Linked DNA regions of Mus musculus: region 1 is linked to region 2. Evidence: chromatin contacts called from ENCODE Hi-C or POLR2A ChIA-PET data. All regions are on one chromosome and are shown on one strand. Each heading gives the region's core, a stretch centred on a gene start or an enhancer-like site at or near the end of the contact. The rest is flanking DNA. Distances are from core to core; before and after follow the strand shown.

The links. Hi-C counts contacts between places; a loop is a spot of excess contacts on that map. ChIA-PET counts read pairs that join two places held with the same protein, here RNA polymerase II (POLR2A).
Region 1: POLR2A ChIA-PET joins it to region 2 with 47 read pairs in Patski. The contact joins the promoter of Mri1 here to the enhancer-like site in region 2. A Hi-C loop is called at or near these places in 2 of 37 maps with a recorded cell type or tissue (adrenal gland and heart). POLR2A ChIA-PET finds 5 or more read pairs at or near these places in 3 of 5 experiments (Patski and embryonic stem cell).

Annotation. Positions count from the first base shown.
Region 1 is chr8:84,255,809-84,259,263 of GRCm38, forward strand. It overlaps Mri1 (methylthioribose-1-phosphate isomerase 1), which reads right to left and starts at 1,516. Exons shown (of 5, transcript NM_026423.4): 1 at 1,082-1,516; 2 at 436-611. The coding sequence starts at 1,452. It overlaps Ccdc130 (coiled-coil domain containing 130), which reads right to left. Exons shown (of 10, transcript NM_026350.3): 9 at 3,305-3,443; 10 at 1,959-3,118. The coding sequence ends at 2,673.
Region 2 is chr8:84,202,079-84,205,676 of GRCm38, forward strand. No RefSeq gene overlaps it. Among named protein-coding and RNA genes, the nearest start is that of Mir23a, 4.6 kb to the right of the region's middle. Within about 2 kb of position 2,038, at least 1 of the 3 ENCODE cell types and tissues checked has a DNase peak (open chromatin) inside an H3K27ac peak, as active enhancers do; it is heart, where a contact is called at or near this core.

The DNA of each region.
Region 1 (3,455 bases), core at 266-2,765, 53 kb after region 2:
TTTTATGCATATGAATACATCACCGTTGCTGTCTTCAGACACACCAGAAGAAGGCATCAGATCCCATTACAGACGGGTTGTGAGCCACCATGTGGTTGCTGGGAATTGAACTCAGGATTTTTGAAAGAGCAGTCAATGCTCTTTACCACTGAGCCATCTCTCCAGCCCTAGTGTTTATTTTTAATTATGTACATGTGTGTCTCTATGCATGTAAGGGCATGTGCTCGTGGAGGCCAGAAGAGGGTGCTGCAGGTAGTTACTGTGGGTGCTGAGAACTTAATAGGTCTTTGCAAGAGGGGTCCATACTTTTAAGCTGCTGAGCCAGCCCTAGCTAAGCAAGTACTCTTGCCACTGAACTACACCCCCAGCTCCAGTTGCTTTGCCTTGCATCCCATAACATGTCCCATGCCCTAACAATTGAAGGTGCCTCCTCACCTAACGCTGTACCATAGCCAGCAGTGGCCAGAGCACCCGTGTTACAGTGGGTCAGCACGGTCACCTTGCCACCCCTGGGGTTGGTCTGCTCTAGGAGATGGCGGGCTCCCAAGTCCCCGATGCTCCGGTTGTCTTTGAGGTCCTTCTCCAACATATCCTCGGCGAAGCGGATCACTCTGGGGACAGAAGAAGCTCTTAGCACTGTTGGAAGGGAGCTGGCTAACTTTGAAGGGGCCGCCCTTTAAAGGTGAGGTGGGGTTCTGAGAGCCTGAGGACACTTCCACTCTGATCACTAATATAAGTGAGCCAGGAGCTGGGGCTGACGCACAGCAGTAAACAGGAGGAAACCCTTTACCTCTGTGATGATGACGTCATGGTGGGAGAGGCAGTTGATGAACAGGAAGGGGCAGAATCAGGGACAAGGTGTTTTTACAGAAGGGGAGGGGAAGGAGCAGGAACCTGGAGATGAAGTTCTAACTCCAGTGCTTTAATGCTCTAGACTCTAGTCTCAGCCACAGGCAGGAGCCGTACCGGTGCAACAGAAAAGCAGTAAGAACCAAGTGGCTGGACCGGAAGTGGGATGGGAAAGAAAATGGTAGAGAGGAAAGCTGGGCAGAGCACACAAGACTGGTCCAGGATCCCGTACCTTTCCCGCACGGTCTCTTCAGTGGCACCCTCTCGTTCCGCCTCCTGGGCTGCCACTTGACCCAGATCGCGGGCGGCGCGGGCCATGTTGACAGCGGTGGGCCGGGCGGCGACTAAGAGGCGCAGCTGGTCTCGCACGAAGGCCACCAGAGCAGCGAGTCCGGGACCGCCGGCGCCGGCCCGCAGCTCCACGGCCAGGCTGAGGCAGCCGACCAGCGCGATGGCCGGGGCTCCGCGCACCTTCATGGCGCGGATGGCTTCACTAGCCTGCTGCACGGAGCTCAGTGCCTCATAGTGGCAGTGCTCTGGCAGCTGCAGCTGGTCGAGGATCTGCAGCGAGCCGGGCGAGTAGCGGATCGCTTCCAGTGTCATGTTGCCTACCCTGCAGGGCCACGAGGAATCCTGCACAGGCTGCGGGGCGGAGTTGCGTCCTGCCGCGTGCGCATGCGCACGCGCTCCTAGGTTATCGGGCGATTAGCGTCTTCCAGAGTGGCTGTAACTTCTCCCAAGGCCGAGTTCTAGCTCCAAGATGCTTGGTGATGGGGCTATTTTTTTGCCGGAAATCGTCCATCCGTTACTGAAGCGATGACTTGGAACTCTCAGCTCTGCCTATCCACGGCTCACAGACACCCAGCGCTTAATCAGCGTGTCAAACGACCTTCCGTGGGACTACTTTTGTCTCCATTTTTTTAAAAAAAAGCAAGCACCATGAGGGACGTTTATTCTCAGGGCCTGAAGAGATTGCTCAATGGTTAGGCGTGCATTCTGCTCTTGTAGAGGACCAAAGGCTTCACGACTGCCGCTAGTTTTAAAGGATTCAAGGCCCTCTTTCAAACCTCAGTGAGACAACATACTCACAACATGCAAACACACAAAAATAAACCTCAGATTTTAATTCCAGCATTCAGGAGGTAGAGATATATTTGTGAATCTGGCTCCACAATAGTTACAGAACGAGTTCCAGGACAGCCAGGGATACATGAGAAACCCTATTTTAAAGCTGGACCACACCTTGTCTCTATTGCTGGGGTGCCAGGATGACGGTTGTCTGCCCACTATGCCTGGCTGGATTAGGGTGTTTTTGAGGTTGTTTCACAAACATCCCTACTGGCTGGCCACTATGAGTGACCCACACCAGCCCATGACATGGAGTTTGGATGTTCTTCCTGCCTGCCGTTAGCTTTATTTCTCTGGCTCCAGCAGCCTGGCCCTCTTTCAACCTTCCTTATGTAGTCCTTGACACCTCATAAGGGGACGTCACCCCAGGCCGTGGCCAATCTTGGTCAGTATCTCAAACCCTTCATCGGGCTTTGTGGGGCCACACTGCCGTCACAACGATGCAGCAGCATCTGCTTAGTTGGCTGGAAGTGAGGGCAGGGCAGCTACTAGATGAGTTTAGAAACAAGGCAGGGACAAAGAACAGCACTTTAATGCTCAGGTATCAGGGTTACATCAAGGCACAGGCATTCTCACCAAAACCAAATAAATAATAATCTGTATAGGAAGGTAGGTCTGTATCTGGGCTGGCAGCAATGTGCCAGTCCCTAAGGTCTGGACGCGTCATGGCTTCTGGTCCTGGAATTCTGACTCCCTTACTCGCTCTCTGAGTCAGAGTAGTCAGCCACCAGGGAGGCATTGGGGGTGTTGGGGTTCAGCAGGTCCTCCTGGGAGGAACCTAGGGGGAAGGCCTGATCACTACAGTTTCTCTTGGATTCTGATGTCTTGCTGGTCCTGGATGCTTCTGCTGCCTCTTCAAGTGTCTTGCTACCCTGGGTGGTTCCTGGTGGCCTTCTTTGTTCTTCTGACAAGGAGTTGTCTGCTGCACACTGAGGACTTTCTGGAACGTCTCGAGACTTTCTCCTCACTATGCCCAGGTCCCCCACCGTGCCTGTGCTGCTGGGGGGTGGTCTGCGGCCCTGGCACAGCTTCTTCAGGACGCTGCTAGCTTTGCTGCTGCTAGCACTGGGTCCCTGGGCTGAGGGGAACCAAGAGCGGTGGATGATCTCTGTCCGCTTCATTCGCTGCTTGTCCTCATAAGCTGTAGGGAAAAGGGAGCATTGGACAAGGGCCAGAAGTTCAGGGGCAGAGTGGGCACAGAGCACACACCCCTAGTCTTGAGCTTTCTTCCCACCAGTTTAAATAACAGGGGCTCTAGGGACCAAGTGCCTCCAAACCCTACAACCTTTGCTTCCCAAGGACCTCCCAGTCGGGAGCTGGCACTCACAGTCCAGGGTGTGCAACCTTAGCAGGGCAGCCAGCCTGCGGTCATCCTCAGACTCTGGCACAAGAGGGATGGCTAGGCTGGCTTTTGCCTGCAGTGCCTGGTCCTTCTCTTCCTCCTCCTGCATGGCTTTCTTCTTCTCCTGTGGGTGGGT
Region 2 (3,598 bases), core at 788-3,287:
ACTTTTGTTTTCTGAGTCTGTTGTAACCCAGGCTAGCCTCAAATTTCTGATCCTCCTGTCTCCGCACCTGAGTACTGCACCATCCCTGGCTTCCACAGTCCTGGTGATTGAACTCCGGCCCTGGGCATGCCAGGCGAGCACTCCACTCTTTGAGCTACATCTTTGTCTCCTGTTTAGTTGACAGAGACAGGGTTTCTTGTAGTCTGGGCTAGCCTCAAACTTGCCATGAAACTAACGGCGGACTTGAGCTCCGCATTCTCTTTCCTGCAACTCTCAAGTGCTAGGGTTATGGGCATGGGCCACCAACTCCAGCTCAGGCGGCCTTGTCTTTATGGAGAGAGTGTAGACATTCCTGGGATTGTCTCTGCCGCCTCAGTTTTTCCATCTGTGAATGGGAACTTTTGGAGATGCAGTGGAACAGAGCACACTCTCTAGTCTCCCATAGGGTGCTGAGGTCTCCTCATATCCTGTGTTGAATGTCCTCAGTGGACATGGAGGTGTGTCTTCCTAGCTGGCCATGGGGAAGGATTGAGGGTGGTGGCGTGGGCGTGAGAATTCTTGGGTAGGGAAGGACAGCATCATGCCGGGCATGGCTGAGTCACACTCGAGCGGCGCCTTGCCTCAGGCTGCTGGAGCTAGAACTGGCGCCACCCTGGGTGTGGCTACTGAGCTGTGGCCCTGGGCAGAGCAGGGCTGGGTGGCAGGATGGGCACATGGGCCTTGAGGGACTCGGGGGAGCAAATCTGGGATGCCCGGTGATACCTCCCTTTTGTCTCCTGTGTACATTTGGGGCTCTGGAACCCTAAGCTTTGGGCCTGGGAATAATAATAATTATCGATCTATTAATAAAAGTTTTTGAGGCATGATCTAATGTAATGTAGTCCATGCTGGCCTGGAACTGGATAAGTAGTCCAGGATGTCCTTGAACTGGTCCTTAGGCCTCCACCTCCTGAATGCTAGGCTTACTTGTGTGCACCATGATGAAGGGTTTCTGCTTTAAGATGGGACCTGCTGACTCCATGCTTCCAGCAAAATAGCCAAGCACTCTCTACCCACAGTCAACTTTGGGGGTCGAGACACAGTCTCATTTCATAGCCTACCGCGGTCTTGAACACATGGCAGTCCTCCTGGCTCAGCCTCCTGAATGGTAGACTGACAGAGACGCCTCACAATGCCTGGCTGGTTCCTGGAAGTTTTGCGGAGTTAAGGGAGTGAGCCAAGCCTTCCAGAAGACAGTGGGTGATGGAGGTCAGCGCTCCTATCTCCAGTCCCAGGCCAGGCCAGGACCTGGGATGAACTTCACCCTGGGAGCACTGATTGGCTTGAGGGGAACCCAGCACCGCAAACAGAATGTTAAGGAATAGAGTGGGGGATCTGGTTGTTGGACTGTGTGGCTGGCGGGCAGCGAGGGTGGGACGTGGCTGTCGTCTTTGCCTATTTATACCAAGTGATTCAGCCCTCCCTCACCCCTTCCTGCGCCCCCTCCACTCGCGGCTAGGCACTAGGCCCACCCACTTGCCTATGCCCTGCCCCCCAACCCGGGCGGGTTGTCTGGTTCCTGCGTGGGGACGGACGTGGAGGGCAGGCATCTGTGCCGCAGGTCGGGTTGGCCCCAACCCAGCCGCCCAGCTCCTGGGAAGAGTGGGCCATTAGCGAGCGCTGGTGGCTGGGGCGGGGGCGGAGCTGGGCGGAGACTGCAGCCCTTGGTATTTTCCGATCCTCGCTGCTTCGCGAGAGTGGAAAGTATTTGAGGATCAGGGTTGGGGACGACCGGAGGGCCTCTGCCCTGGTTCTTTCTTGGGGTTCACTGTGGGTCCTCCAGGGATGCCGAGGGCTTGAAGGCTGTGTGTGCTAATTTAACTGACTGGGATACCACAGCCCAAGGCCCCCCGCCCTGTTTCTCAAGCCCTCCAGCTCCAGGACTTCTGTCCCTTTGAGTCTCCCTGTGAGACTAAGAGTCAGTACAGGGTGTCCCAGCTCCTGGACACCTGCGTGGTAATGCCCCCTCCACGCCAGACACAGACCTCTGGTGTGTGTGAGGATGGGAGTGGCCTTGGCTGCAGCCTTGGGCTCTTTGTAGGGGAAACCCCACAGGAAACCAGCCTGGCCAAATGGCCGCCCTTCCCGTTCTGGTCCCTGGGACGAATATGCTGTCTCACTTCCGGAGGTGATTGGGGAGGCTGGTCAGCCTGTGGACCTGGGCTGCCCCCAGAACCCAAAGAGACAGAGGTGGATTGGGGCTGGAGACTGTGTGTGTGTGTGTGTGTGTGTGTGTGTAAGCACGCGTACTGGGGAAGACACATCAGAATATCTCAATCCTTATTCCTCATTCCTCAGACATCGGTGATGCCAGATCTAGACGTTAAATCCACTGTCCTGCCTGTCACTGCCTGATATGACTGAATGCTTCTGTCCTTGATGTCACCCAGGAACTCTTCCAATTATTGGGAAGTAGAGATTTTCTTTTTTTTTAAGACTTATTTTTTTACTTTTGTGTATGTGTTGGGTATGTGCATGTATGTGTAGGTGCCTAAAGGGTCCAGAAGAGGGCGCCACATGTGAGCCGGGAAACCAAATTCAGGTTCTCAGAAAGCAATATGCAGTCTAAACTATTGAGTCATCTTTCCAGCCCTGAACTTGTTTTCTTTTTTTTTTTTTAAGATTTATTATTATATGTAAGTACGCTGTAGCTGTCTTTAGACACTCCAGAAGAGGGTGTTAGATCTCATTACGGATGGTTGTGAGCTACCATGTGGTGGCTAGGATTTGAACTCAGGACCTTCGGAAGGGCAGTCAGTGCTCTTACCCGCTGAGCCATCTCTCTAGCCCTAAACTTATCTTTTTTAGAGTCTCATGTATCCCAGGTTGCCCTCCAGCTTGCTCTGTAGACACATTTCTTGTTTTTATTTTTATTTTGTTTTTCCTAGACAGGCTTTCTCTGTGTAGTCCTGGCTGTCCTGGAACTTCCTCTGTAGACCAGGCTGGCCTTAAACTTCCTGAGACATACCTGCTAATGCCTGCGGAGTGCTGGGAACATGTGTATAAACCACCACACTTCCTTGATATGGTACTGGGGGTGAAGCCAAGCCCAGTCAGTGTGCTAGGCCAGCAGCTGCCATTGAGCCTTACCCCTTGTTGCTTTTTTTTTTTTTAATTAAAAATTATTTCACCGGGTGTGGTGGCGCACACCTTTAATCCTAGCACTTGGGAGGCAGAAACAGGTGGATTTCTGAGTTCGAGGGCAGCCTGGTCTACAAAGTGAGTGCCAAGGACAGCCAGGGCTATAGCCATGGCTACACAAAGAAACCCTGTCTCAAAAAAACAAAACCAAACCAAAACAACAATTATTTCCGTGTGCAGATGTTTTGTCTGCATGTATGTCTGCAGAGTTCAGAAAAAAGTGTCAGGATCCCTAGAACTAAAGTTGGAGATAGTTGTTAGCCACTATGTAGGTGCTGGATATTGAACCTGGAACCCCCGGAAGAGCAGCAAGTGCTGAGCCATCTCTAGCCCTTTCTTTTTGAGACACACCATGTCTTGGTAGCCCAGGCTGGCTTCTAAATTGAGATCTTTTTACCCCTGTCCTAGATATAGGGAT